2 separate regions of the Homo sapiens genome follow, and region 2 is linked to region 1. The links are chromatin loops, found by intact Hi-C in ENCODE. Cell type or tissue: endothelial cell of umbilical vein. All regions are shown on one strand. Links, peaks and the distances in the headings refer to the core of each region. The heading gives the core; the rest is flanking DNA. Region 1 has its middle 71 kb from the start of LINC03065. Region 2 has its middle 32 kb from the start of ZNF280D.

What was found. Hi-C counts contacts between places; a loop is a spot of excess contacts. Peaks named below come from ENCODE experiments on the same cell type or tissue, not always from the same donor. Only the 100,000 strongest peaks of a DNase experiment are listed, where the experiment ranks them.
Region 2: it touches region 1 in a loop (4-fold over the local background); 1 of 110 quality-filtered maps calls a loop at or near these places.

The regions. Positions count from the first base shown.
Region 1 is chr15:56,807,949-56,823,371 of GRCh38, forward strand. No RefSeq gene overlaps it. Among named protein-coding and RNA genes, the nearest start is that of LINC03065, 71 kb to the right of the region's middle. RefSeq lists an enhancer at 6,176-6,345. In endothelial cell of umbilical vein, for the core only: no CTCF peak of the experiment used is centred there; DNase peaks (open chromatin) are centred at 6,673, 7,533 and 9,473; H3K27ac peaks cover 1,067 bases; H3K27me3 peaks cover 670 bases.
Region 2 is chr15:56,758,018-56,773,440 of GRCh38, forward strand. No RefSeq gene overlaps it. Among named protein-coding and RNA genes, the nearest start is that of ZNF280D, 32 kb to the left of the region's middle. In endothelial cell of umbilical vein, for the core only: no CTCF peak of the experiment used is centred there; DNase peaks (open chromatin) are centred at 5,854, 7,414 and 9,454; H3K27ac peaks cover 2,703 bases.

The DNA of each region.
Region 1 (15,423 bases), core at 2,928-10,927:
AAATGCAATCTTTGTTCCTGGCAGACATGTGTTTAGCTAGAATGCAAGGGTTCTTTTACTGAAAAAGAGGAGAATGGACACTGGAAGAGAACTATCAGAATCTGCTACACAATTATTTTCCCAGCACATCTTGAATTCTTTGAAGGATAAGAGGTCTCTCAACACGTAGAATTAAAAGGAAGAGCCCCTAAGGGGAAAGCAAAAAGATAATTTGAAATGATATCCCTCTGAGGGCTTCACCCCTGGAACAGCCCACTTCCTATTGGGAACATTTCCTTTTGATATGTAGACCTATGAACTAAAGAAACAAAACTCTCTTGCACATTCCCAACATGCAGTAATGGAACAGGTAGAAAATACTGCTATGAACATTGCTTTTTAAAAAGGAAGAAAATTGATACACACAGGATTCACTGGTCCACAGCAATTTTGAAATCTAGCTGGACATATGTTGCCAGTTCCTTGATTAAAGGATCAATTCTACTGCCTGGGAACAATTCACTTTGGCTCTTGGCTCTACCCTCTTGGCCATCTTCATTTTCCATGGAAAATAGCCCATGTTTATGGCTGAGTAATTTTTGCAGCCTGTTTCTGCCCACAGAAATTTGGATTTCATTTTGTATTTTCTATATCTTTCAGTCCAAGTTGATATAATTCTTTTAAAATCTTTGAGTTTTTAATGAATTATATTATAATCCACTCCATTAAACAGAATTCTTACCCAAAGGTCTCCTTCAAGATAAGCCCTTCTCTACCTTGGTCTTCCTATTAGGCTCCCAAGGGACAACATCTTTAAGATTCTTATAAGCCCTTTTTTGATAAAGGTGATCTGTGGGATATGCCCTTAAGATCCTTAGAGGATCTTTTATCTGACTAAATTGTTCTCTGAGGAATCACTTGAGATTTTTCTGAGATCATATCAAAGGATCTTATTGTTCTTACCTAGGTTTCATCTTTGCCTTGAAGCATTTTCCTTAATTGACAATCTTACAGAGCCTAGAAGTGACAGTTTTATTTTCAAATTCAGTTTTGTGTTCATCTTATTTCTTTCTTCTCATCTTTTACCGTAAACAAGAAGAAATAGCCAGAGGGCACCTTCAACATTCTTCCAGTGAATCTCCTTAGCTAGATAATTCAGTTCATTGGGTATAATTTCTGCTTTCTACTTTATTACAGGTCCTTGTGTTGCTAAACATTCTGCCACTAAATAACAAAGATCTTCCTCCAATTTCCAAGAACTTTTTCTTACTTTACTTCAAGCTCTCTCTACAAGCCTTCTTGAGGACCATCAGACTCTTCTACCAGTATCTTCATGGTCCTTCCAACTTCCACCTTCTTCCCCAAAGCCACTATCATATTTTTAGATTTTTATTACAACACCCCGCTTCCAGGTAAAAACCTGTTCCAGTTTCTATGGCTGCAAAATAAATTACCCCAAAACTTAGTGGCTTAAAACAGCCATTTATTAGGCTCATGGATTCTGTGGGTCAGGAACTTTGAGGTAGTGACTTGTCTCTAGGTTAAAAGATTTGTGAGATGGAAGACAAAGGTTGGGGATGGGAATCATCTGAAGTCTCATCCCTCACATGTATGGCACCTGATACAAACCGTTCACTGGGGACCTTGGTCCTTCTGCCTGTGATTTCTTTGCATGGGCTAGTTTTAGCTTCCTCATAGCATGGCGGCTGGGTTCTAAGAGAGAGTACCCTGCAAAAGAGCCTGATGATAGCTAAATTGCTTTCTGTGACTTAAACTTGGAAGTCACAAAGTGTTATTTCTACTTTATTCTATCAGTAAAGACAGTCACAAGGCCCATTCAAGTTTAAAGACTCGTCTTCTTGAGGGAGAAGTGACAATATTCTAGTGGAGTATATGGGACCAGAAATAATGCTGTGGCCACTTTGGAAAACACAGGAGAAGCCTAGGAAGGTACTCCTTTCATTGAGCTCTTGGATAATAAGCTCATCTCAGGCTCTGCTTCTAGAGAACCCAACTGCATTAGTTTCAAGGGCTGCCATAATGAAGTACCACAAGGTGGGTGGTAGAAACAAGAGAAATTTATTGTCTCACAGTTCTCACAGAGAAACTTATTGTCTCACAGAGATCCGAGATCAAGGTGTTAACAGGGTTGGATCATTCTGAGGGATGTCTTCCACACCTTGCCTTTCCTTTCTGGTGGTTTGCTGACAATCTTGGCATTCCTTGGCTTGTAGGAGCATCACTTCACTGTTTGCCTTATCTTCACATAGTGTTCTCACTGTGTGCATCTTGCTGTATCCAAATTTCCCCTTTTTGTAAGGATGCCAGTCATATGGGATTGGGGTCCTCTCTAATAACCTCATCTTAACTAATTACATCTGCAATGACTGTTTCCAGATAAAATTACATTCTGATATAGTGGGGTTAGCACTTTAACATATGAATTTAGGGTAGACACAATTAAACCTATGACACTGACCTAAGGATAGAGGCAGGAGGCGGAGAACTATCCTAGACAGATAGGAGAGGGTCCCCAGAGAACCTCTGACCCACCAAGGTTATTGTGCACAGGGGGCTTGACTAAATATGCCCACGGTGAAAAATTCTGTCCCTTAGCACATGTGCGGTAAGGGAAATAAATCAATGTGGCGGGACTCAGGCTAAGGGCCCCGCAAGTACACTGGAAGGATGGCGTGGAGTCACCAGGAATTCACACCTTACAAAAATGGGGAACTGATATGGTTTGGCTGTGTCCCCACCCAAATCTCATCTTGGGTTCCCACATGTTGTGGGAGGGACCCGGTGGGAGGTGATTGAATCATGGGGGCGGGTCTTTCCTGTGCTGTTCTTGTGATAGTGAATAAGTCTCACAAGATCTGATGATTTTAAAAGGGGGAATTTCCCTGCACAAGTGCTCTTCTTTTGTCTGCTGCCATGTGAGATGTGCCTTTCACCTTCCGCCATGATTGTGAGGCCTCCCCAGCCACATGGACCTATAAGTCCAATAAACCTCTTTCTTTTGTAAATTGCCAAGTCTTGGGTATGTCTTTATCGGCAGTATGAAAATGGACTAATACAGGAACCCAGCCCCATCAGCAGATATATAGAAGCCCTTGTATTCAACTTTGAAGGGGGCCAACTGGCAACCTGCTTTCAGGACCCCTCTTTTTGCTGAGAGCTTTCCTTTTTGCCTAATAAATTACACTCCACTCACTCTTTGATGTCTGTGTGACTAATGTTTCCTGGTTGTGAGACAAGAACCCAGATCTAGCTAAGCCTTAAGGAGTGAAAAATCATGCATCACTAAGACATAAGAGTATCTACTCTATGCCCAGGTGCAGTGCCTCACGCCTGTAATCCCAACACTTTGGGAGGCTGAGGCAGGTGGATCACCTGAAGTCAGGAGTTCAAGACCAGCCTGGCCAACATGGTGAAACCCCATCTCTACTAAAAATACAAAAATTTGCTGGGCATGGTGGCACAAGCTTGTAATCTCACCTTCTCGGGAGTCTAAGACAGGAGAATCACTTTAACCCAGGAGGCGGAGGTTGCAGTGAGTCAAGATCATGCCACTGCACTCCAGCCTGGGTGACAGAGCGAGACTCAGTCTCAAAAAAAAAAAAAAAAAAAAAAACAAAAACAAGAGTATCTACGTTACGCTATTTATTAAAAAGATTATCTGAAATAATACATAGTTCCTGGCACCTAGCAAATGATTAATAAATGTTAGCCATCATCATTTATCTTTGGATCCAGACAGACTAGCACAGTGCTTAGCACATAGCAAATATTGACCATCTTTGGGTTTTGCCTGCCTGGCATTCACTCCATCTTTTTCTGGTAAAAACACCTTGAAACAATCTTTTTGCTAGTCTTGGTGAGGCAATCATTCAAAATGTCCTGCCCTGCCCTCAAGAGGTGAGTATATGTGTGACCCAAGAATGCCATTCAGACTCTGTCTCCTAAAAATTAAATCTCGAGCAGAGTAACGTAGAGATAGAAAATGACAGAGATCATTTATCCCGCTAACAGTGCCACGAAAAGAGACTGACCTTTAGTTCCTACTATCTGGATACTTAGAGCTGTTTTGACTCCTGGCCTTTTCACAGCCTGGTGCTTACTTAGCATTTCTTTTAATTATTTGTGCCAGTCCACATCCTTGAGCACATTTCTTGTTTAGCTTAAGATAGTCAGAGTGAGTTTCTTTTGTTTGCGCAGAAACAGAAATAGACTGAAGTAGAAATTGATTCCTGGACATAACAGTTACAACTGACACTTAGAATGACAATGTGAAGTTGGAAGGGTCATGGTGAGGCAGGAGACAGTGTGGACCTCCGTTTCTCTGGCTGGGAAATGCCTATCTTCAAAAGCATGTTGTATCTGGAAACTCAGGCAATGTGTCTGTCCAGCTGGAGATTTGGGAGAGTCAGTAGAAAAACGTCAGCTCGTTGGATTAGGTTGGATACTTTTTTTTAGCCCAAGATAAGTTACTACAAGTAAGAGACAACTGGGTCATCAGAAAGCAGAGAGAGAGAGAACAGAAACTGCTAAGGGAAGCCCTTTCTAATTGTGGCCTGTGATCAAAGAGGGATAGTAGTCAGATAATCTTAAGCTGAATTCTCTCCCCTGAGTTAAAGTTAGTGGAAGTAATGTCTTAAGATTCTGAAAACTTAAGAGGAGCTAAAAAAAAGTCTCCCGGAAAAGCTCTACTAAGCACCTCCTTCTGGGCCTTCCTTGACGGATGAGGCTTCACTTAGTCCCCAATTTACAGCCCAACCACTGAAATACATGGGATGTTGGAGCTGAGATTGGTTTTATCTCTTTCGACTCAGGCTATTGCTTGTCATTGCCCCCAGGAAATGTTAAAATTGAAGGCTTTGTGGCTGAGAGCTGGAGGGAAGGGCAGAGCTCTAAGGCCTGTTGCTATGAGAGAGGACATCCTACCATTGGATGTGCATGGAGGGCCTACTAGGTTTCTAAGAAAATTGTTATTTCTGGATAAACACTTAACCAACCTAAGGTAATCTCCAGGCCCCTGAACTCTTCTCAATAGAAAATTAGGTTCTAAATTAGTTTAACCCTCACAAGTGATCCTCTCCACTGTCCTTTTCAGAGGTGACCACAGTGGATACTGGACATTGGCTCTTCTCCCAGAGGAGAAAACCAGAATCAACTACTTTTGCTGACCAATATATCCACTCTGTCACTGGAGCAGACAGCACTTTTTATTCCTGAGAAGCAGGATGTGACAAATTCTGTTTGCCAATGACCACTCTAAGCTGTTTCTTCCCCTTCCCTTTTCCATGTGAGTTTTTTTTTTCTTTAATTAAGATAACCTGACCTATTTCTACCATTGTAGATCAGGTTAAATTTATCATTTAACCTCAGTTTGCCAATACACAAGGAGCTATTCTGGGCCAACCTGAGAATAATGCATGTTGCTGAGAGGTGGATGCAGTAACTGGCCTAGCACTTGGGGAAGGAGGGAGTTTTGAGAGGTATGTAAAAGAGTTGCACTATTGCAGGTGATAACAATTATGATGATGCTGCATGTATGAGAAGGAGAGTGTGTGTATGGATATCAAACAGCTTGGGAGATTATAGTGGACAATAATTGTTTTCACCTGCCAGTATCCCAAGTTTCCTTTATAAAAACTTTCTTCCGCGATGCTTGAGCCAGACAGTTCTAGAAGGGCTGAACCTATACCTCTACAGCTTGGTTGGCATGTAACCCAAAATTGTGTGTAAATTTATTCCATCTTCTCGGCTCAGTGAATGATTTAGGAAAGCTTACGTGATCCAAGTCAGATCAATAGAGTCAGCCACAGAGTTCTGAAGGAATGATTGGGAAAGACACATTCTTTCCAAGGGATTGCTTGGCTGGTAGAACGTAAGTTTACAGCTCTCAGGGCCTAACCTGCCACCAGGGAGAGAATGCCTGAAAATGAAGCTCGGGGAAAGGAAAGCAAAGTAAGAACAAGAGTAAGAAAGAGAATGAGAGCCAATAAATATCCTTTTTGCTTAGCCATTTGGAGTAGGTGTAGTCTATTTTGTCTGGAGCTCAGCACCTGTGAACACTCTCCTTTTGGTTAGGAAGTTTCTTTCCTCCCCAAATTAGATATCAGAAATTATGCTTTCTTCACCCCCCTTGTAGCTAGCTGGGCACAAGCATGTGACTCAGGCCCCATCAGACATCCTTGTGAAATTTCTTTGAGATGAGAGCAATGTGAGAAAGTAATGCCACATGGAATCCATTTCTGCCAGTGAGAGTGACACCACTGCCACTTGGCCTTCAGAGGTGGCATTGTTGAGTTCCTATAACAGGGCTGGCAGTAGTGCTTGTGTCAGTAAAGTTCCTGCTGGCGGTGCAAAATGTAGCATTGAATGCTGGGAGGTGAAGGCAGTAGCAGTGTCTTCAGGCTAGTCCTGACAACTGTTTGTGGTGGTATCCTGGAAGTTCATCCTTGAGCCTGGCTCTCTAGCCCTCCTGGCAATTCTGCGACCTACCAAATATCCTTTAATAGTTTTCTTTTTGGCTTAATCAACCAATTAGTTTTTGTCACTTTCAACTAAAACTTCTGGTACTAAGGTAAAAATCAGTAAAAATTTGATAGAGATATAAATCAATGAATGAATGGCAATTCTGTGAGGTATATATTATACTTCCATTGTACAGAGGAAAAATTGGCTGAGTAATATTGGACCTTGCATCCTGTCCAAGGTCACGCAGCTAATAAATCCTAGAGTAAAGATTTGAATTTTGCTCTTTTTTGAATGCCCGAAGTTCACGTTTTTGAAATAATTTTGTGGCAGATAGAGCAGAGGGGCTTGCACAGAATTCATTCTACCCTTCTTGTAGAGTGCCTTCCTATACTGCAGAGGCTAGAAAACTAAAAGTGACATTTTCCAGACTTTCATACAGCTAGGAATATGATTAGGATCCACCAATAAGATGTACTTGTGTGAAAATTTAAGTTAGCACTGAGTCAGGTAGGAAGGAAGGCAGTGCCCAGGCCTTCATTTTGATGGTACGAATCTGTTACAGTATGGTTTGGGGCCAACAGTTGAGTCCACAATTTTCTGATTGCCAAATTGTGGCAAGGCAGTGTGATCTAGGATCTGGTGAGTGGTATAGTGGTTTCCTGATCCCCAGCTTCCAGATTGTTGCAGAGATAGTTCTCTAGACAGGTGAGCTCTCTAGTGTTGTTCTGGAACCCAGTCCACAGCCCACTCCTCCAGCCCCTGTAACTGTGGGCATGGGATTCCCTGTAGCCAATCCTTTCTTGCTAAAACTACTAGAATGGTTTCTATTATCTGCTTCTGAATCTTGTTTAATACGAGCATGGATAGAGGTCAAATACTACATAACAAAGCAGCAGTACACAGAGATTCTTATCGTTTCTAAGCCGCAATTAAAGAGAAAAAAAAGGATGCATTCAAGGTAAATTTATGTATTTCAGTAATAAGCACCATGGACTTTGTGGTCTTGCCACACCCGTAATCCCCAGAAACTGGGTGTATCAGTCAGCGTACCACCGGCAGGAAACAGAAGGCTCATTCACAATGGAAACTCTGGGGAGACTTTAATAAAGACTAGTTTTGGCCGGATGCGGTGACTCATGCCTGTAATCCTAGCGCTTTGTGAGGCCGAGGCGGGCAGATCACTTGAGGTCAGGAGTTTGAGACCAGCCTGGCCAACAAGGCGAAACCCTGTCTCTACTAAAAAATACAAAAAAAGAAAAAAAGAAAAAATTACCCAGGCATTGTGGTGGGCACCTGTAATCCCAGCTACTCAAGAGGCTGAGGCAGGAGAATCACTTGAACCCCAGAGGCGGAGGTTGCGGTGAGCCAGGATTGTGCCACTGCACTCCAGCCTGGGTGATAGAGTGAGACCCTCCTTAAAATATAAATAAATAAATAAATAAATAAATAAAGACTCGTTTTTACTTATCTTTTATTTCTATTTATTTAATTTTTTAGAGACGGGGTCTCGCTATGTGCCTAGGCTGATCTCGGATTCTTCCCACCTTGGCCTCCCAAAGTGGTGGGATTACAGGCATGAGTCACCATGCCCAGCCTAAACGAGTTTTTAAAAATATAGACTGGGCATAGAGAACCACAGGGGTCGTACAGTGCCCCTAGACCTGAAGCAACAAGTGGAGGAATCTATTATGGAAATTTGAAGACAGCTAGGTAGAGAGGGTGCTTTACTGGAGCTGTGACCTTTGGTTGCCGAATGCAGTCATGGCAACCTCACAGGCAAGGTGCAGGGAGGGAGCAACCTTACACTCAACTGTTTTTTCAAACTTCTGCACATTTGCTGAGCTCACCTAGAAGCCACAGGACACAAGCGTGTGCTGTAGTCCTTATAGGACAGTCTGCCAGGGTGGAGAAAGATGGAACGTGGATCTAAAGGGCAAATGGGAGATATCCAGCACACCACGTGAAAAAATTAACAACCTCAGTGCAGTAAGAGATCATGAAGAACGCAGGCTGAAGTATTTTATGCTCCTGAATTTATAATGTTCACAGATTAAATTTATTCTTTTTTTTTTTTTTTTTTTTTTTAGACAGAGTCTCACTCTTCGCCCAGGCTGAAGTGCAGTGGTGTGATCTCAGCTCACTGCAACCTCTGCCTCCCGGGTTCAAGCGATTCTCCTGCCTCAGCCTCCTGAGTAGCTGGGATTACAGGTGCGCACCACCCCCAGCTAATTGTTGTATTTTTAGTAGAGATGGGGTTTCTCCATATTGGCCAGGCTGGTCTCCAATTCCTGACCTCAAGTGATCCACCCACCTTGGCCTCCCAAAGTGCTGGGATTACAGGCATGAGCCACTGCGCCTGGCCTGAGTTTATTCATTCTTTTTAAAGATAGTCAACACAATCTACTCATGTGATTTGAGGTCGTTTTGCTTAGTTTAGCACACAGTGCCGTGGAGTATGAGAAGTGGAAAGCACTCTAGAGATCTCGCTGAACACCCTTATTCCATAGATGAGGAAGTCAAGACTTAGGAACATGACACAAATTCCTCCAAAGTCACTTATCCAAAGTTGCATAATCAGCATGCACACCCAAATCTACTGATGCCCAGTCCAGAGCTTCTTCCACTATTGGCAGCTGAAATCCATGCTGGACGTGCAAGTTGTGCTCATTACAAACTGCCAGACTGTGATACAGCTGTGGTCTGAGCCTGGAGCATCCCTCTGCCTTAGTCTTATTATTCTCTTCATTTTAAACATTTACCTGAGAAGCTGAATTCCAAAGACACTTTTCCTAAAAATAACTCAAAGACATGCAGGAGGAAATTAGCATACTGTATTTTCTTCAGCTATAATTTACAGTGTGTAATCTAAAAATGTGCAACAAAGCAATGCTAGTAGTGCAGAGAAAATTCCCCTGGGATATTTGGTTCCATTTAAAAACACCTCAGTATGGGGGGGATGTGGGAGCAGCAGCCTGTGACACACTTCCATCAGGGCAAAATGTTATTCCAGTGATTCACAGCCAGAGGCCTGACAAACACTTTGAGTCGATATAAAGGTTCTTGCCATCAGGATAAAAATGAGAATTGCAGTGGGTGGTCCCATTCTAGCCTCATGTCTCCTTCTACTTCTGTCCTGGCTTAGGTGGTTGCCCTGGAAACAGTGGGGTAGCAAACAAAACCATTTGGAACAACTTTTAGAAAGCCTTATGTACAGAGGCCTGATGTTTATTTGTTGCTGCCTTTTCCAAAGGCTTTCTTCCCCTGAGAGGGTGTGCTTCTTGGACTACCTTGAAAGCTAGTTCATGTTAAAGTCTTTGGCAAGGTCCAGTTGGAGGGCTGGCCAGAGTTTGGCAGAGAATAGGAGAAAGGGGCTTTGCTTATCATTATTCAGCTTTGGATCCCCACACAGATGGCCCTGATCTCCTCCTCCCCCACCTAAGAATTTTTCTAAAATGACACCCAAGTTTTTCTTGGCAGAAGTTATAATTCCTGGCAAACAGTTCACTGCAGCTCTAATTATGATGACAGCTTTAATGGAGAAGATAATCATATTAAATGGTTCTTATTCACTTCCATGTGATGAATTAGTGATTACCATAAAATGTGTTAAGCAGCTAAAAGTAAGGGGAAGGGATAATGTACTGAGCTACAAGTTGAGGTTTTAGGGATTCCAAAACTGGGTAGGAGATAGGATAAAATGAATTTCATCAGATACCAGGGGTGATCAGGTATCAAGGGAGGGTATTCTCAATAAACTGACTTGGCAGGACTCTTCCTAAAACTACACCAGGCAGGCCAAAGACAGGATGGGGACCAGGGGAGAGGCCTAGTCGAGAAGAGGGTTCAGGGGAACCTGACTAAAGTTTGGTAAAGAAGTCTTTATCATATCCACCACTTGTACAACATACTTTTAAATACTGTGACTCAGATACGGAAAGGTAAGAATGAAAAGGAGGGAAAGAGGAAAGGAAGAAAGGAAGGGAGGGAGGAAGAAAGGAAAGTTTGTAAAATTGCCTTCCGAATTCAGGCTCTTCTGTACGTTGCTACAAAGTTGTCTGGGGTGGAGGGAACACATTTGGTCTTTGAAACAGCCAAAGGACATTAAGGGCCAGTCTTAAAAATAAGGAGGAGATCAAACTGAGTAACACTGTATGACTATAAAGCAATGGGCTGGTGGTTCTTGTGTGGTTTATGAATAGGGTGACCAAACTCAATCCATTTTGCCTGGAACTTTCTCAGTTTTAGGACTGGACATCTCCCTCAGTTCCAGGTAAATCAAGAAGATTTGCCTAAGACTCTCCCAGTTCTATAGCCCCACATTCTGGAAAACAGAAATAATCAGTCACCCTATTCATCAAAAGAGCTCTGAAGGTAGTTCCTAACAAGAAGTTCCAAAATCATTTAGAGCCATAGCACCTGACAAACTAGGCTTCCAATATAAGGGTTGTTCAGAAAACAAAAACAAAACAGCCTCATTCATTTAGTCACATATTATGTGAGAAAATAAATATTCACCCTGACTCCTATTTAATTAGAAGTACCTTTACTTAGATACTTTGATTCAAATACAGGGCCCAAACACCTCTCCACAAATGTTTGGTTGAAGAAAGCTTATTTACCTAATTAGAATATTTATGTGCCATCATGCATGTTTTATTTTTATATTAATATATCTCTTTGTGTTTTATTACAAAAATCTTGCTTTAAAAAAGACATTCAAATTTGTTTTTCATTCATCTGTAAGCTACAATACATGTAGTTACTATGTGTAGTAATCAAAGTGTGTGTGTGTGTGTGTGTGTGTGTGTGTGTGTGTGTGTGGTCTTCCATGAGGAAGCAACCTTCTTTATCCTCATCTTCTCTAAACCCTAATTCATTTGTACTTTCACTCATTTTCCCAAGGAATATGTTATTCCTTTAGAAGTCATTTTTAATGGCTAGAGAAAGATAAAGAAGGCTAAATAGGAAAGCCTTGCTCAGAAAGCCCTGTTGCTCCTGCTGCTGCTTTGAATAACACCTTATGGTTACACTATGTTATCCTTCTAAAATCTACTTTACATGGTTTCTCATATGTGTGAAGACCTTCATCCCTGAGAAGTGAGGGCCTAGGCAGGCTGGGAAGAGATATGGTAGCTGGGAGCCTGGGACATGTCTGAGGCTCATTGGAGCTGAAGAGGTAGAGATTCAGGGGAAGCATTCTACGGAGAAGCTGAATTTAAAACCATTTGGGCAGTACCAAAGAACCATCTTTTCTAAAAGGTTGGGTAGAGACAGAGTATCCATCCAAATATGAGGACAAACTGGGAAAATCCATTGTGAGCAAGCAAGTTTAAAACACAGCACAGAGGGAGAAGGTAAAAAAAATATTTAAGGTAGGTTTCTTAATTTTTTTATAGGATGCCAGCAGCCTTAGCCTGATGTGGGAGGAGGCTCTAATCAGGTCTGGCTCTTCTTCCACATTCCACTCCACTGGGTGGTGTTTTTCACTGGGTGACTACAAAGTCTTAACATGTTTAGGTGGGTTCTTAGTTGAGGTGGGAGCGTTTCATGTGTTTGCTTCTCTAGCAGACATCCTTTCTCAAGGACAGGTACCAGATCTGGCAGTGGCACTTCTGAGAATCCAGAACCTTTTGCAAGACACGTGGGCTCTTCTAACTCAGTTGTCAGGGTAAATTACTTGGCTCTGTGTCTAGGGCAGAGTCTCAGTGAACTGAGCTAGCATGAGCTGGCTGAAACAGACCTCATCTCTGCTTTTACTAAGAAAATAGAAACAACCACAAGACAACTGTAACATTTCCCACCAGCATTCTCATTAAGTTTTGCCTTTCCTTCCTTGATGATGGAAAAACTGTCCTAGACTCTTAGTCCTCCTAGACCTTGTGACTTAAGCCCTGGATTCCCCATCACCTACTCAAAGGCTTTGCTCTTTTCATCAATCACTGTCTCCACCATCTCTACATCTCCACTCTCTGTTTGATCATTCCCATAGCAGATACACATGCTATAATATCTCCTGTCTTTAAAAAACCTGTCTTCTCTAGAATTACACCCTCCTCCAACTACTCCCTCCTGCTTCTCAGGCCTCCTTACATCATCATTTCTAAAGCAAGTTGTCAATACTCAGTGTCTCTCCACTTCCTCATTTCATGGTCTCTTTTCAGTCTTCTCCAATCATGTTTGCTTCCCTATGATTGCACTGAAGCCATTCTTCTCAGGATCACCAGTGAGCTCTACATGTCTTAAATCCTCTGAACAATTTCCCAGCCCTTCTCTTACTTGACCTCTCAGTGGATTTTATTTCACTTGGTGAACCACCTGGAATCTGAGTCAACGCACTGTCTCGGTTTTCCTCCTGTGTCCCTGGATTGGCCTCTTCTGAGTCTGCTGGCTCCTTCCTCTTATTCCTCATTTTTTAATTTCTTTAAACATCTTCTGTTCTTTAAATACACTCGTTCACTTTATAGGAGATCTTATCCAGTCCCATGGCTTTAATTTCTGTCTCTCTGTCAATAACTCCCAGATCTATATTCTCTAGCCCTGACATTTCCCCTGAGCTCCAGACTTAACATATTCTGCCACCTACTTGACATTTCCATTAGATGTCTAATAAGCATTTCAAATTGAACATTTTCAAAATAGAACTTGGTCTTATCTCCCAAACCTGTTTTTCTTACAGTTTTATACACTGCAGCTCCTGGCTTTACCATTCATCCAGCAGCTCAGGATATAGACTTGAGGCTCATTCTTGACCACTCTATTCCTCTTACACTCACATATCATAAAAACCCAATTGTGTGGGCCCCTGCCAGACCTGACTACCTCTATTAGTGATGGCCAGGACGGGCTATCTTCAAAATTCCCAGCAGATGATTTCCAGGATTAGTGCTGTAGTCTTCCCTCGTGTGTCTATGGCTCCCAGGATTGGGTATGAAATGGTAAACCCAAAGTGCTTGAGGAAGGTGACTCTGGTGCAAACTGAGTTCCCGCATCTAATTTAGCCACTCCAACTCTATGACAAGTGATTCTTAATCCCAAGGAAGAGGAGCAATTATACTCTTTCAAAAGCCGGTTTCCTAGAGAAGGAAACCCAGAGGTGGAGACTTCAGGGCTGGGTCTTCCAAGCACTAGATATTGCTCATCTCAGTGGATGGAGACATTCACGTGGACTGGGCTGGGTCAGGTAGGTCAGGGGAAGGCAGGAATACCTTAAGTAAGGCTTGTTAGGAGACTGCATCTGCATCTGAGAACCAAGAAAAGCCTCCATCCCTTTTGAGCATGTCAATTATTACAACAGACTATGAAAAGAAATGTGTAGGGAATTGTCTAATGAATTCCAGGAATTGATAAATATATTTGATAAATCATGTGGGCTCTTCCTCTGGGACTACAAACACTTGAAGCATAATGCAGATGTCTCGACTGGACAGAATAGAGCCCAGTAATTCTTCCATTCTCTTGGACATGTACTTTTCAGGGTTGGCCTGCAGGTGGTGGTGTAGCCCACAGAGGACTTGAGGACCTGTCTGGACAAAGGACTCACAGGATGTTAGATTTAGATTCGTATATTAGGATTTTGTCCAAGTAGCTCATGCCTCCTTGATCCTGCATGAGAAGATGACTAGGGCCTGCACAGCCAAAATGACACCATAATCTGCCAGATCCCCCCTCTCCCATTGATGTCAAAGCTCTTGGACCAGTAAGCTGGGTTATCTACAACCTCTTCCCTGTCCAGGCAGAGGATAAGAGAAAAACTCCCTCCCAGATACACTCAAAATGTACTTCCCACGTGAGGTTGCTAGTGCCTTTGAAGAGAGGGCATCTGTGGGTTAAGTGGCCAATTCATCATGGTGCTGGTGTTGTTGCTCCCAGACTCAGTACATGAAGTTAGCATCCTCCCTTTCCCCACACATTCTCCACCCCTGCCAAAGCCTTGGAAATAGAATTGCTGTCCATCACTGGCTTGGCAGGAAGCCACACATATTTGTAGTGGGGTCACAAATTCATTCACTCTGTACTCAGATGTGCGAGGAAAATATAGCTTCTGTATTTCTCCATAACTCATCTACTCATCCACAGGGAATTGGGAAAAAAGGACCCTAAATTTATCCCCTTCAGTTAAACTTAGTTCAGCTCAATAATTCAGATGCCTTCTTTATGTAAATTATCTTTAGTTTCTTTAGGTAAAATACGGTCTTTACATTTTCTCTCCATCTCTTTGTTGTCCTCCAAGTTAGTGACTCTGTCTCTGTTTAGTGGGGTCTGTAAGAATTTAGATGACCCACGCAGCAGAGATATTATCTGAATCCTCACTAACCAAAGGTGAAGTGGCTAGATTTTCTGTTTACTGGACTGGTGACCACTGAAGGTTGATTTTTCTGGTTTGGCTTTTTGAGGTAAAGTAATTTCCTCTGGAATCTGTGTTTCTGGCCATCTCAAAGTTTCTACTCAGGTACCTCTTTGTTTTAACCAGAGCCCTTTGGCGTACCTCTGTGCTCTCAAAACCTCTGTCTCATCAGAACACACGGGACTTGCTAGATCACCTGTACAACATCCCGGCCATGTAAGCCCAGGAGTGATGGCTCAAGCTCATCTATCAACCCACCTACTATACCACCTCCTCACCATCACTCCTTGCCAAGACTCTGGCCTCTGGCCTTCTCACTTCTTGTCTTCCTCATTTCTTCCATAATCCCTTGGAACTGGAAGGGGCAGTCTTTGGGCAACTCATTCACCCATGTACTATCTCCCTTCCAGGGTAGAGCAACGCATATCATGACCTAGCTTTCATAGGTGGTAAGGTTATCTTCTTTTTTCTTAAGAAAAAAACACTATGAGTTGAGGGCCCCATCTTAGTTCATGGTATGCCTTAAATCTGAATTTAAAAATCCTTTCTGGACAAAGCCTAAGTCTTGCTATAGATCAGTACGAACAATAATCAAAGCACAAAGGTCAGAAATTACT
Region 2 (15,423 bases), core at 4,303-12,302, 49 kb before region 1:
CCCTGATGTCAGCTTATATTCTAGTGAGGAGACTAGAGTGGAGTTGGCAGAAAGGAAGTCCACTTTGAGGAAGTGATATTTGCACAGAGACCCGGATAATATGAAAGCTCTGGAGGAAGAGAGTATCAGGTAGAAGAGAATGCCGAAGAATAAAGGCCCCAAATTGGGAGGAAGCTTAGTAAATATTAGAGCAGTGGTTTTCCAACTTGAGCTAACACCAGCATCAACTGGAGGGCTTGTTAAAACAGACTGCTGGCTCCACACACAGAGCAACTGAATCAGTAGGTCTGGGATGGTGCCCAAAAATATGCATTTCTAGCAAGGTAATGCTGATCCTGATGGTCTGGGGAACCATGCTTTGAGGAGTACTGTCTTAGAGGAACAAGAGAAAAACTAGGTAAATTTGAGTAACAGAGAATGGTAGGCAGTAGTGTGCTGAAGGCAGCTTATACTAGCTCACGAGAGCTGAAACTGTACATCTCTTTCCAACCTTGCAATCAGTGATGTTACCTTGGTAGCTGATATCAGGCATGGTAGGAATACTCATACTTTGGAAATTGACAAATGCTACAAATCAAGGATCCTGCTGCTGGTGGTAGGGATGAGGTCAAAGAAGTAGGGAGATGCCAGAATTGGAAGTCTTATATTCTATAATGAGGAATGTGGATTTAAGTATAAGGATAATGGGAAGCCTTGAAGAGTTGTGAGCAAAGGAGAAACATTATCTGACTCCTGTTTTAAAAGGAATATCCTGGCTGCTAACCGGAATATAGATTATAGGGGACATGATTGTACCCACCAAGTTCAATCTCTCCTTCTTGGGTGCAATTAGCTGCTCAGCTAAAGCTACATTTCTCAGCCTTCCTTGCAGTTGCATGTGGGTATGTGCCTAAGTATAAGCCCTACAGGAATGGAATGTGAGTAAAATGATTTGTGAAATTTCTGAGTCACTGGATAAAGAATAAATTCCTTGCCCTGAATGTCTTTTCCCTTCCTGAAAGCCACAACTCAGACACAGCAGAGACCTTGTGTTGATATGCAAATGATGACAGTACCCAAGGAGATAAGAAGCAAGGACTCAGAAGGAGCCCTGGTCTTGGGGTTTTGAAGAGCAAAGCTCCCATCAACCTATCAACCTGTGAGAGATAAAGCAATGTATTTAAGCAATAAGCCATTGTATCATTGGGTCTCTGTTACCATAGCTTAATCTTACCCTAACAGCAGGAGAGGTTAGTAAAGGCAGGGACATGACTTAGGAGACCATTGTAATAAATCCATCAACAGATGATGGTGGCTTGAATTAGGTTCCATGCCAGCTGGGCCTATTTGCTCTCAGACCCATTCTTCTCCCTTCCTTTGCTCTGCTTAGCTAGCTGGTCCCTGCATTCTGCATTTTCCAGGTCCATTTCATCCGGCTTCTGGCTGGCTTTAGGCACTGTTTGGAGATGGAAGAGCCCAAATAAGAAGCAAGTTCATTTCTTTCTTTCCTTCTCTCTTTCTTCTCCTTCTCCTCCTCCTCCTTCTCCTTCTCCTTCGTCTTCTCCTTCTCCTTCTTTTTCTTCTTTGTCTTCTTCTTCGTCTTCTTCTTCCTCCTCTCTCTCTCTCTCTCTCTCTCATGTGTGTGTCCCAATCAAGCAGCACTGCTGGCAGGGACCCAATGACTCTTGCTTCTGCTATTCCCACTGTGGTTAATCTCTAGGTAACCTTGCCATCCCCTCTAGCTTCTCGCTTCTTGTATCATCGTGTAACTAATTCCGTGCATTAAATCTCCTCTGTTTTAAATAGTGTCTGTATTCTTGGTTTAGCCTGGACTGGTACAGAGGAGGTAATGGATTAGTGAGAAATATTGGAATAAGGACATATTTTGAAGGTGGAAAAGACAGAATTGATGAGGCATTGGATATGTGGTATGAGGAAAGTGCTTAAAGCTCAAAACAGCCCATTTCCTTGCAACTTCCCCAATAAAGTGCTTCTCGGTCTTACCAGTCTCAGATTGCACCATCATTTACCTAGTAGCTCAAAACAAAAATCTGCAGCTTATACTTTATTCATTGTATTCTTCATCAAATCCATTTATAAAGCTTGATCCCAACTTTTGGGATATGTGGGAACTTGTCTGGAATTATAAGAATCCAGGTACACCTCATCATAACTTATCAAAAAGCTCAGACTGGAAACAGAGCCAAATTCAGACACTACTGATAGTTTCAAAAACTCCAGTGAACTTCACAAAGACTGTACTTTGAGAAAGAAACCAGATTCTGTATGTAGGCTAGACAGGCTGGCCACTGGACCATTGCCAAGACAACTTCAGGGGGTGTGGGGAAGTACAACAATCCAGGTTTTACTACATCAATTGGGAAACCAGAGCATTTTTAGGTAAGCTGAAACATGGGAGCTCAAACATGCTTGAAGGATCCTAAGAAAGTGGAAAGGGATTACCAGTTACAAGGCCTGAGGCTCAGAAAACATCTGTTTTCTTTTATTTGAGACTACTGAAGACAAAGATAATCTCTGGGAAAAGAAAGGCTTCCCAGTTTATTAGCTGTGTGACCTAGAACAATGTTGTTATCCTTCCAGGCTTTAGTTTGCTACTCTATTAGAAACAGGCAAAGCATTACCTACCTTGCAGGATTGTTGTATTAAATCATGTGATAGGCCTTCGAACATGGTGCATAGCATGCATTCATATTAATTTTTCTGTTCTTCCCTTCCTCTTCTCCCATGTGGATAACATTGTAGAATAGATTAACTATAACTTGCTGTGACTTAGTTTACTCTCAGTTAATAACTATTGATCTGCTACACATGTGGTCCCCAGAGCAAATGTAGGCTGTGGTTTGATTCACAATTAAGATAAAATGTTTTCACTGCAGAAATTCATTGCCGGCTTATTTAAGTTTGTGGAGAAAATGTTTGTGGGTAATAGAGTAGGGTGCAAAAGTTTTGGTAAGAAAGGCAAAACATTGTCATTATTTGTGTTACATGCAAGATTAGCAGTTGCAAATGTAAGGACCATGGCCTCATAAAGGGCTCCTCTTCAATGAACACTATTGTTTGATTCTCTTCACTTCCTTGTTTGTATTAAAAAGTGGCAATGACCTATTGCATACCGTAGGCAGTTTGTATTTAGTTGCTTCGTAATAAGTTTTCTTAATACATTTTGTAAACTTGATTTTAAAATATTCCTTATTTTAAAAATCGTAACTCCCAATTTATGAAGCCATTCTAGACAAAGTCTAATTGAAAAATATAACTCAGGATTATGAGGACAGAGTCAGTTTTGTTTTATTTATTCTATTTTTTGACATTTAAAAAATGTATCATAATAAACAGGCATTAATTTTTCTTCTGAAAAGAAATTAAGTTCCAAAATACCATAGTGCCTGTATTGATTACTTTAAATTCTCTCTGCTCAACAGTTGGCCTGCTCTTTCTCTGCTCTCAACAGTTGATAGCCAAATTGGAATAAAAAATTAAAATTACTGTACTAACTTCCCCACATAAGTGGGTATAATTGTTAATTTTATATGTCAACTTGGCTATCCATGCTATCCACATATTTGGATATTCACATATTTGGACATCTAGACTGGGGGGTCAAACACCAGTCTAGTTGCCACTTTGAATGTATTTTTAAGATGGCATTTAAATCAGTAGATTTTGAGTAAAGCACGTTACCTTTCATAATGTGGGTTGGCCTCATCCAGTCAGTTGAAGGCCTTAAGAGAAAAAGTGGATCCCAAGGAAGAGGGAATTCTGCCTTCAGTCTGCCTTTGGACTCAAGCTGCAACACCAACCCTTCCCTAGGTCTCCAGCCTGCCGGCCTGCCCTGCAGATTTCAGACTTGCCGGCCCCAACAACCACATCTGCCAGTTCCTTAAAATAAATCTCTCTCTCTCTCTCTCTCTCTCTCTCTCTCTCTCTCTCTCTGTATATCTATATTGATATTGGTCTTAATAGGTGTTTGTGACCGGAGCCTGTTGTAGGGTGGGGTGAGGGGGGAGGGATAGCATTAGGAGATATACCTAATGTAAATGACGAGTTAATGGGTGCAGCACACCAACATGGCACATGTATACATATGTAACAAACCTGCACGTTGTGCACATGTACCCTAGAACTTAAAGTATAATAATAAAAAAAAATAGGTGTGTGTGGGGGTGTGGGGCTGTGTATATCTGTATCGATATTGAGACCAATATCAATATAAATATGCACACACACACACACACACAAACACACACACACACACATCCTACTATTGATTTTGTTTCTCCAGAGAACCTGACTAGTAATACAGTGAGGAAACACTTAACTGGGCATTAAAGTAGCCAAAATACTTTGCTAGATAAAACATTTTTAGAGCTTGTAAGAATTCCTGTTGTATTGTTAAGTTTTCATTGATACTCCATATCAAAATGCCATCAGATTTTTTTCCCTATGACTGTTAGAAATGTGACTGATATAAGAATCTCACTTTCCTTTTTTCATTTTTTTAACGGATTAAGCTAGACATAATTCACATAACCATATAGGTCACCCATTTAAAGTATATAATTCCATGATTTTTAGTGTATTCACAGAGCTGTACGGCCATCACCACAATCAATTTTAGAACATTTTTATCACTCCAACAAGAAATCTCATATCCTTTAGCAGTCACTCCCATCCTGCTGCCCTCTGCCCAGCCCTAGGTAACCACTAAGCTATTTTCTGTCTCCCTAGATTTGCCTATTCTGACATTTTATATAAACTGAAGCATACAGTTCAGTAAGCAGTCTTTTATGACTGGCTTCTTTCACTTTACATAATGTTTTCAAGGTTCATCCATGTCATAGCATGTATTGGTATTACATTTCTCTTTCTTGCTAAATAATATTCCATTTATGGAGATACATATTTTATTTATCCACTCCAGTTGATGGATACTTGGATTGTTTATACCTTTTTGGCTATTATCATTTTCCTTTTTCTTGATCTTAGTACTAAAATGTAAAATGACTAAAAGGGAAGAAAAAAAAAAGTACTAGATCCTGGAAAAATTCTCAATTAAGTGAATGATCACTGAATAAATAAGTTATAAGAACACAATATTTATTATAGGCGCAATTTTTATTAACTAATCATTTCCAAAACCATAACTATTAATAAAATGGCTTGCAAAATATGTTCTTATTGCAAGTATTTGTGCCTAAGTGCTTCTGTTTATGAGACAAGAAATTCAAATAGCTGTCTTGGCAGTATCACTCCAGTTGTATAAGCCAAAGGATTAAGAGTACTTTTAAGAAGGAGTAACAATGTGTTCTGCTTGGCTTTGGAAATGATGGTAAATTTATACATAATGTATGGATGATTATATTATACCCATATGAGGCTGTCAATCAAAACAGGATTTCTGTCAGATGATAGTTTCCAATTCACAAAGCTTATTTTTTTACATTAGAATCTTTGCTGGATTCAGATCATATTGAACATCCACATTTCTCTGTCACTTTATTTTTAAAAATCCATTTCTAAAAATGAAATGACTGGATAATTATGACTTTGAGCAACAACTATCCATGCCAGCCTGGTACAGGAAAGCTTAATTCTAATCCTAACATCACTCTTCATATAAAATAAGAGCTGTTGATATTGCAAAATCCCAGGGTGGAGCTTCTTTTAATTTCCCTTAAACTAGCTGGTCTGGCCAGTATTCCTTCACAGGATATAAACAGAACAGTAGCTAAGCTTCCATAGAGCAGAGGTATGCTCTAGGAAGAACAATAAGGTCAACTGGACTTAGTGTGGAATGAAAGGCTTAAAAATTCCATAAAATAAGGAACGAATGTAGGCATTACTTATAGGCATTTTAAAAGTTTTTGCCTTCTCACCAGAAGTACTTACCTACCAAATTTTACATTTAGTTTCCCTACAGGTATGGTTATATAATTTTACTAATATAACTATTAGTAAAATAATGTGAGTAGCAACTTGACTTGCAAGCTACATCAGATTGTTAAGAGAGTAATGTTTATCTTGGATGTTTCTTAATTTCCATTTCCTCTGTTTCCTTTCTCAATGTTCCTTCCTCTAGAAACAGTTTTTTTAAAGTAATTTCCACAAAGATGTCAATGAAAACTTGCTTATTTTCAAAGAAATATAGGCATTTTAAAAGAGGCCCTAATAACACAAAACAGTAAATTATTACTGATGAGATTTCACATATTGTACATAGATCAGAGGTACATTTCAGGGCCTTCCTGAATGTGGGTCAGCAGGGTCTTCACAGTGGAGCAAGCCCCTGCTATACACTCATAGATGTTCAAGTTTTTGTTGTTGTTATTGTTGTTGTTTTGGTTTTGGTTTTTGGTGGTTTTTTTTTTTTTTTTTTTTTTTTTAATACCGAGTCTCACTCTGTCGCCCAGGCTACAATGCAGTGGCATGATCTTGGCTCACTATGACCTCTGCCTCCCAAGTTTAAGCAATTCCCTGAGTAGCTGGGATTACAGGCTTGCACCAACGCACCCAGCTAATTTTTGTATTTTTGGTAGAGACAGGGTTTCTCTATATTGGCCAAGCCGGTCTCGAACTCCTGACCTCAGGTGATCCGCCCACCTCGGCCTCCCAAAGTGCTGGGATTACAGGCGTGAGCTACAGTGCCCAGCTAAAGTCAAGTTTTTCGTATGCAAATATGTTTAGTTGGAAGAAAGTGGAGGGTCATTTTTTTTTTTTTTTGAGAGATGGGGTTCTTGCTATGTTGCTCAGGCTAGTCTCAAACTCCTGGACTCAAGCTATCCTCCTACCTCAGCCTCTGGATTCGCTGGGACTACAGGTATGCACCACCATGCCCAGCTGCAAGGGCTATGCTTAGATCACAATCACAGTATTGGCTAGTAACAGCTGTTTTCCTTCAAATCTGAAACTTGTAGGAAAGATGGAGTGATAGAAAATATATCGATGGTTATGACAATAGACTCAGAGAACATAAAGGTGTCGCATGCGACATACACAACTAGGAATAAGCCAGTGCCGGCCTCCTTTTGCGAGGCTGCTGCTTCTTGGTCTGCCCTCTCATCATCATGCTTGTGATTGCAATTGTCAGCTGGGTCTTCTTGGTTCAAATATAAATAATCTTACCTGAAATTTCTCTAACTTGAAGGTTTATAAAAACGATAATACATTTATTTGAGAATCACTTATCCTAAGCTATGGAAGAAGAATTAAATACAGATTTCCAGTTTGAATATAATGAAGTAAAAATTGGCATTTCCCCCTTTTGCTCTAGGAAATCACCCAAAAGAAGAATGAGAAACAGAAACACAAGCTAGGATGCATATGAAACTTTAAGCCACAAATAGGTAGAAGGGCTGCCAAAAGCAATGAAGAACAAACAGGATGTGGGAGGAAGCAGAAGGAGATGCCTGTAAATGCAAATCCCTGAGACAACTGGCACTACCCCAAGATGTGGAGTACTCCCAAGATGCAGAGCTCTAATCCTCATGTGTCCTAACAGGGGAGGTGGGGTGGTGACAGAAGCATCCATGACCATTTGATTCTGAGAAGTAGAGGTGGTAGGACTGAACAGACTCATGTGATAAAGCCATATTTTAAGAAACAATCTGTTGATGAGGCAGAGGATTGAAAAAAAGAGCCTGGTGTGAGTCGTAGAGCTGCCTATCTTTGTCAGTTGGGGAGAGGTAATAGTTAAATGGACTCTCACACTTTGCTGGGGTCCCTAAGGAGAGCTGCTAGCCTTGGACACGGCTCCAGCATCTCCATCATATGAACCATTTACAAGTAGCTAGTCAAGAAAAGCCCTTTCATCCAAAATGAGAAATCAAGAATAAACCATCCAGAATGAATGCACATATATATTCATTACATATATGCGTGTATATATACACACATTATATATATTTATTATATATGTGTATATATACATTATATATATTCATTTTATATGTGTGTATATGTATACATTATATATATGTATGATGAGAACACACCACGCACACACACACACGGAGAAAAGGAACAGAAAAAAATAAATATAGGTGAACTCTGATCACAGAAGTATTTCCATGGAGCAGATGAAAGTTTCGAGCAAATATTTTGCCATGGATTTAACAGTTAATGAAGAAATCTATGTATAAAATAAGAGCCCATATGTACATACAATGGAGTATTACTCAGCTTTAAAAAGGAAGGAAACTGGCCGGGCGCGGTGGCTCACGCCTGTAATCCCAGCACTTTGGGAGGCTGAGGCGGGCGGATCACGAGGTCAGGAGATCGAGACCATCCTGGCTAACATGGTGAAACCCCGTCTCTACTAAAAATACAAAAAAAATTAGCCGGGCGTGGTAGCGGGCGCCTGTAGTCCCAGCTACTCGGGAGGCTGAGGCAGGAGAATGGCGTGAACCCGGGAGGCGCAGCTTGCAGTGAGCCAAGACAGCGCCACTGCAGCCCAGCCTGGGCGAAAGAGCAAGACTCTGTCTCAAAAAAAAAAAAAAAAAAAAAAAAGGAAGGAAACTGACACATGCTACAATGTGGATGAATCTTGAAGACATTGTGCTGTGTGAAATAAACCAGCCACAAGAAATACAAATACTATATGATCCCACTTATATGAGATACCTGGAGATATGAGATACCTTATATGATATATCAAATTCATAGAGACAAAAAGTAAATTTGTGGTTACCAGGGGCTTTGGGGAAGGAAGAATGAGAATTAGCATTTAATGGGTACAGAGTTTCAACAGGAGGAGACCAAAAAGTTTTGAACATGGATAGCAATGATAGTTGCACAGCAGGGTGAATGTGCATAATGCCACAGAAATGTACACTTTAAAATGGTTAAAATCCTAAGTTTTATGCTATGTAATTTTACCAATGTTTTAAAAAGACAAGAACATACAGCAGATATACAAGACTCAGGAAGTAGCCGGGTGTGGTGGCACATGCCTGTGGTCCTAGCTACTCTGGAGGCTGAGGCAGGAGGATCGCTTCAGCCTAGAAGTTTGAGACTACAGCGAGCTATGATTGTGCCACTGCACTGCAGCCTGGGTGACAGAACAAGACTCTGTCTCTCAAAAAAAAAAAGACTCAGGAAAATGGAGAGACCAGGAAAGTGGCTTAAAAATAGAAATGGAGTCAAAATCAGAAGTAGCACAGTGGAGACTAGATACTGATGAGAATACAGAAAGAAACATAGAAGTTAGCAATAAGAAAAGCAAGCAAAATTAACGAAAGTAAATAGAATTTAAAACAATTAGAGATAGATAAAATGTAAATAAGTAGGGAAGACAGGCAAAGGAAATCCAATATACAGTTATTCAAAATCTCTATGTAATGAATTAGAAAAAGTATTTGAAATACTGTGGAAGAAAATGTTCATTTTGAAAGGGCATCTCAGGTCTCAGGAAAAATTGATGCATAATGGCCAACACTGAGACATATCCTAATACAACTGCTGAACTTTGAAGATAAAAAAATGAATCCTTTGAACAATCAGACAAAAACAATGAGTCATCTATGCAGGGTAAAAACAAAACAAGCTGACATAAGATGTCTCTACAGTAATATTCAATTCTAGAAGACAATAGGGAAATGCCCCAAAATCTTCATGAAAAAAAGTATGATCGCAAAATTTTATATCATCCAAATTATTATTCAAATGATAAAGGCAAAGAAATTTTTAATATCCATGAACTCTGTGGAAACAGTTGGAAAACATTTGCAATTCATATCACAAAGTCCCAACTTTTTTATCTATAAGAATTAAAAAAAAATAAAACTAGAGACAAACCAATAACCCAGAAGATAAATGAGCAAAGAATGTGAATGGTTTACATGAAAGGAAATAAAAAGGACTCTCAAATATATATGAAAAGATGCTCAATTGCATTCATAGTGAGAAATGCAAATTAAAATTAAACTGGCCAGATCCAGTGGCTCAAACCTGTAATCCCAGCACTTTGGGAGGCCCAGGAGGGTGGATCACCTGAGGTCAGGAGTTTGAGACCAGCGTGGACAACATGGTGAAAACCCATCTGTACTAAAAGTACAAAAATTAGCCAGGCGTGGTGGTGGGCACCTGTAATCCCAGCTACTCGGGAGGCTGAGGCAGGAGAATCACTTGAACTTGGAAGGCGGAGGCTGCAGTGAGCCAAGATCATGCCACTGCACTCCAGCCTGGGCAACAGAGTAAGACTCCATCTCAAAAAATAAAAATAAAAATAAAATAAACTGAAATATTACAATTAACCCATCAAATTGGAAAACATAACAAAGCTTGGCAACACTGCATAAATAAGAGTGTGTGAGAGAGGCATTTTGTTTGTTTGTTTGTTTGAGACGGAGTCTGGCTCTCTTACCCAGGCTGGAGTGCAGTGGCGGGATCTCGGCTCACTGCAAGCTCTGCCTCCTGGGTTCACGCCATTCTCCTGCCTCAGCCTCCCGAGTAGCTGGGACTACAGGCGCCCGCCACCACGCCCGGCTAATTTTTTGTATTTTTAGTAGAGACGGGGTTTCACCACGTTAGCCAGGATGATCTCGATCTCCTGATCGCGTGATCCACCTTCCTCGGCCTCCCAAAGTGCTGGGATTACAGGCGTGAGCCACCGCACCCAGCCAAAAGAGGCATTTTCATATATTGCTGTTAGAAACATAAATTGTACAACCTCTATGTAGGATTATTTGGCAACATTTGTCAAAATTACAAACACATATACTCTTTGAATCAGTAATTCTACCTCTAGGAATTTATCCTGCAGATTAGTTACATATGTGCAAAATGACATACGTTCTAGAAAAGTCTTTGAAGCATTCTTTGTAATAGCAAAAGATTGCAAATAAATATCCATCAAGATGAAGTTGATCAAATAAATTATAATGCATCCATTCTATGGAATATCATGCTGCTGAAAAAAGAAGGGTAAATGTTTTACTGATATGTAGTAAGTTCCAAGTATAGTTTAGTGAAAAAAAAAAGCAAGCTTCAAAGTATATAGAATGCTATCATTTGCATGAAAGGCAAAACTGTATGTTTATATTTGCTCATATTGCATTGAAGGATATATAAGATTTTGGTAATATTAGTTGCCTGTGAGGAGGGAAAGTAGGTCGCTGTATTGGAATTGAAGAGAATGTGTTGCTGTATACTCTTGAGCAGTCAGAATTTTGAAATGTTAATTCATTACCTATTCATAAGTAAATAAATAAGCAAGCAATGTGTGATTCTGTTGTTTACATGTAATATATTTTCTGCAGAATCTGTGAATTCCCTTAGCCTGGAGTGGCTAAAGGAAATGCCCTTACCCTAGGCTGCCTCCTCTTTTTTCAACCTATTTCTGGGCTATCTCCCACTCTCTTTGGAGTCCTACCCTATTCATAGTTCCTACCCTATTCATAGTTCCCTGATCGCCTGAGTCAGAATGCTGCTTCTTAGCAGCAACGCTTTTAAGACAAATTTCAAATAATTCTCATGGTTATTCACATGCAAACACCCATAAATTTATGAACAGAAATCTTCATAACCCTCTGACTATATTTGTTTTTTAACTGCATTCATCTTAAGGAGGGTTCCTTTTAGTTGTTTTAGAGTCTGCCAAATTAGGAAAGCTTCCCTTCTCTGGGATAACTCATAGTTTACTTCTTTGGTAACAATTAGACAGAAATTCAGAATTCTAAAAAATAGAAAACAACTCCAGTACAGCCACCTAATTCCCCTCCTTACCAGCAACTAATATTACCTACCAGTCAAAGGTGATTAATATGCTCTTTTATTGTCTATCAAATCCATTGTCCAAACAATAATTATATTTAGCCATGATCTTTTCAGCTGTTTGCTTGAAAGTGGAAAACTTCAATTATCCAAGCAATCCTGGGCTCTAAGTTTATGTAGCTTGTTCATAACTGGAGGTGAACAGTAGATGGAATATAAGAAACCTTCAGGTAATCCCTGCAGGGTATTTCTAGAATATTCCTCTAGCAAAGCTGGGGATATCCTGACCCCCTACAAAGTATATATGTTTGACTTTTTTACATATATATATATATATATACACACACACACACATATACATGTATGTATATACACACACGTATATATATGTAATCTTTCCTGAGGTAGAGATTGTAGCTTCCTAATGAAATTTACTTATAATCTCCTGATGCCCTATTAAGCCTCCACCAATAGCAAAGTCCCGTTAGACCAGTCTATGCTAAAGCCTATTTGATATTAAAACACAAGGAAAGGTCTTCGCCTAAGTAGATTAAGGAGACATAAATCAAGCAAGTCAGATTTCTAAACAAGGGAACTTTAAACATGGAATTTGCAAATGCTATTCATTCGTGCCCCATGCAAACATGCAAATATTGGTTAGTGAACTTCGGCCTACCAGGCTTTGAAACAATGGTTATAACATTAGTATTCCTCTTTCCATGATTGCTGCCAGAGGAATTTCAGACCCCGTTTGGGGATTTTCACAGTTATTCCCTCTTAATACCCTCCAATATCCTTTCTCTCAAATGCCACTTGGAACTTTCTAAGTGGAATGGTTTCTTTGCCTCTGTGTGGCAAGTTTCTGCTCTGTGCATTTCATATCTCTTCTCTGGCACTTTTCCCTTTCATCTTACCTTCTGGCTAAAAGAGTAACTTCTAGCTCAAATTTAATTAATAAATTTAAAATTTTAATTTGAGGAAGGCTATGTTTTATAGTGTAACCTTATTAAACACCATCTATTTCACTGGGCTGTAGCCATCTCAGTTTTTCTGATTAAATTGCTTAAGGTCTGCTTATGTTCTCTGCAATGTGGTCTGTTCTTTGAGTCATATTGTTGTCCACCTTGATTTAGTGCCATTGTCCCTGCATGTCCATGTATTCATTTTGTTTACCGTTTACCAAAAAAAAAGTTACAGCCGGGGGCGGTGGCTTTTGTCTGTAATCCCAGCACTTTAGGAGGCTGAGGTGGATGGATCACCTGAGGTCAGGAGTTCGTGACCAGCCTGACCAACATGGCGAAACCCCACCTCTACTAAAAATACAAAAATTAGCTGGGTGTGGTGGTGCACACCTGTAATCCCAGCTACATGGGAGGCTCAGGCAGGAGAATCACTTGAACCAGGGAGGTGGAGGTTGCAATGAGCCAAGATCGCACCTTTGCACTCCAGCCTGGGCAACAAGAGTGAAACTCCATCTGCAAAAAAACAAAAACAAAAAAGTTACTTATCATTGTCCTTAAAATTTAACTCAGTCGGGATGAGATAAAGTGGGTGATGTTCCTCTCATCCCTGCAGGCACATATGGAAAGCTCATCACTTTTATGACCACTCCAAGGTACTAGAAAGACCTGTGTTATTTTAACCATAAATATGATCTCAGTTCAGAAAGTTGAATACCCATATCCATAAATAATCACAATTCTGAACTTCATTTAATGTCTTTACCTGCTTTTGATACAGGGAATGGGACACACATGCTGTGATTGTTTCTGGTTACTGATATGACAAATTACCACAACTTAGTGGCTTAAAACCACACAAATTTATTATCTCATAATTCTTTAGGTCAGAAATGTGACTGTTTCTTCTCCTTTCTTATATTCTAGAGGGTGTCTTCATTCCTTGGCTCATGGCCCCCTTCCTCCATCTTCAAAGCCAGTAACATCACGTCTCTCTGACCCTTCTGTCACAACATCTCTGACCACAGCCGGGAAAGCCTCTCCACATTTAAGGATTTAGGTGATTTGACTGGACCCACCTTGATAATCCAGGATAATCCCTCTTCTCCAGGTCTGTAACCTAATCATCTACAAAGTCCCTACACCACTCATCCAAGCCCGCATCATCTCTCACCTGTATCTCACCTGGATTATGGCAATAGCCTTCTATCTGGTCTCACTCTTCTACTTTTGCCCACTGTAGTAATTATCCTCACAGCAAAATCAGAAGTTTTGTTCTGAACATTTCAAGTTTTGAGACCTATTAGACAATTAAGAGGATTTCAAGTAGTTGTCTTGTATACAGATGGATCTTCAATTCTGAAGCTCAAAGAAAGCTTTCAACTGGAGATGTAAATTTTGGAGACATTGCCATACAGATGGCACTTAAAACTATGGGGCTGGAAGACATAACCAAAGGAGTAAGTCTACATACAGAAGAAGCTGAGGACCTAGTCCTGGGGCATTTCAACATTTAGAGATTTCAACAAGGAGGTGTTAGCAAAGAATCCTAGTCTATCTGTGAAATGAAGGAAAACGAGAACTGTGCTACAGTCTGAGACTCTTCCTTCCCAGTTATCCTTCCTTCCCCTTCTCCTTTCCCAGGTATCAGGCCTGGATGATAGTCTAAAGGCACTCCCCAGGTACTCCTCCACCCTCCCTTTATCCTCCACAGATATTTCCCCAATAAATTTCTTACCCATCTAATTCCATCTTGGTATCTGCTTTTCAGAGTACCCAAACTAACACAGAGTAGGTTAAATAAAGAGCAGGAGGAAGGCCAGTCATGATCGCTCATGCCTGTAATCCCAGCACTTTGGGAGGCCAAAATAGGAAGATCCCTTAGGCTAGGAGTTCAAGACCAGCCTGGGCAACATAATGAGAACCCATCTCTACAAAAAAAAAAAATTTAATAGGCAGGTGTGGTGCTGTGCTCCTGTAGTCACAGCTACTCCAGAGGCTGAGATGGGAGGATCCCTTGAGCCAGGAGTTCGAGGCTGCAGTGATCCAAGATCACAACACTGCACTCCAGCTAGGTTGGCAGAGTGAGACCCTGTCTCTAGAAAAGAAAAATGTTTTGAATAATAATTTGAAAAATAAAGAGCAGGAGGAAATAAACATTATAAAGAGGAGCAGACAAATTACACCTGGTGGGGGAACAGAAGGTCTAGGTTTGTTGTTGTGAAGTCTTACAGATGTGAGCTATTACAGCATGGTTGTATGTTGACCAGAATTACCCAATAGAGAAAGACAAACTAATGGTGTGGGAGACAGAGAGGGCAGTTCCAGGAACAAAATGCTTGAGTAAACAAAAAGGGAAGGGATCCAGCACACACAGACAGAGATCAGGCAGCTGCCAGTATCTTCTGCTCTATACCTCCTCCATAGTTCATTTCGCACTTCAAAGCCAGAAAGAGGCTTTCCAGGGCAATTCCCTAACACACATTATTTCATTTGATCCTCACAACTATCCCAAGAATTGGCAAGCATTAGCATTCTACGCATAACAAATGAGAAAACTAATGTTCACAGCGCTTAAGTAAATTTCCAGTTTCTATGATTAGGAAAGAGTAGAGCTGAGAGTTAAAACAATTTCCTTTTATTCCAATGGCAGTATTGCTTTTATTACTACACCTTGTTGCTTCCAAGAAAAGGCAAGAGGTTGAGTAAACGGTATAAAGACTGAGTAGACTGGGAATGATTGCACTAGACTTGG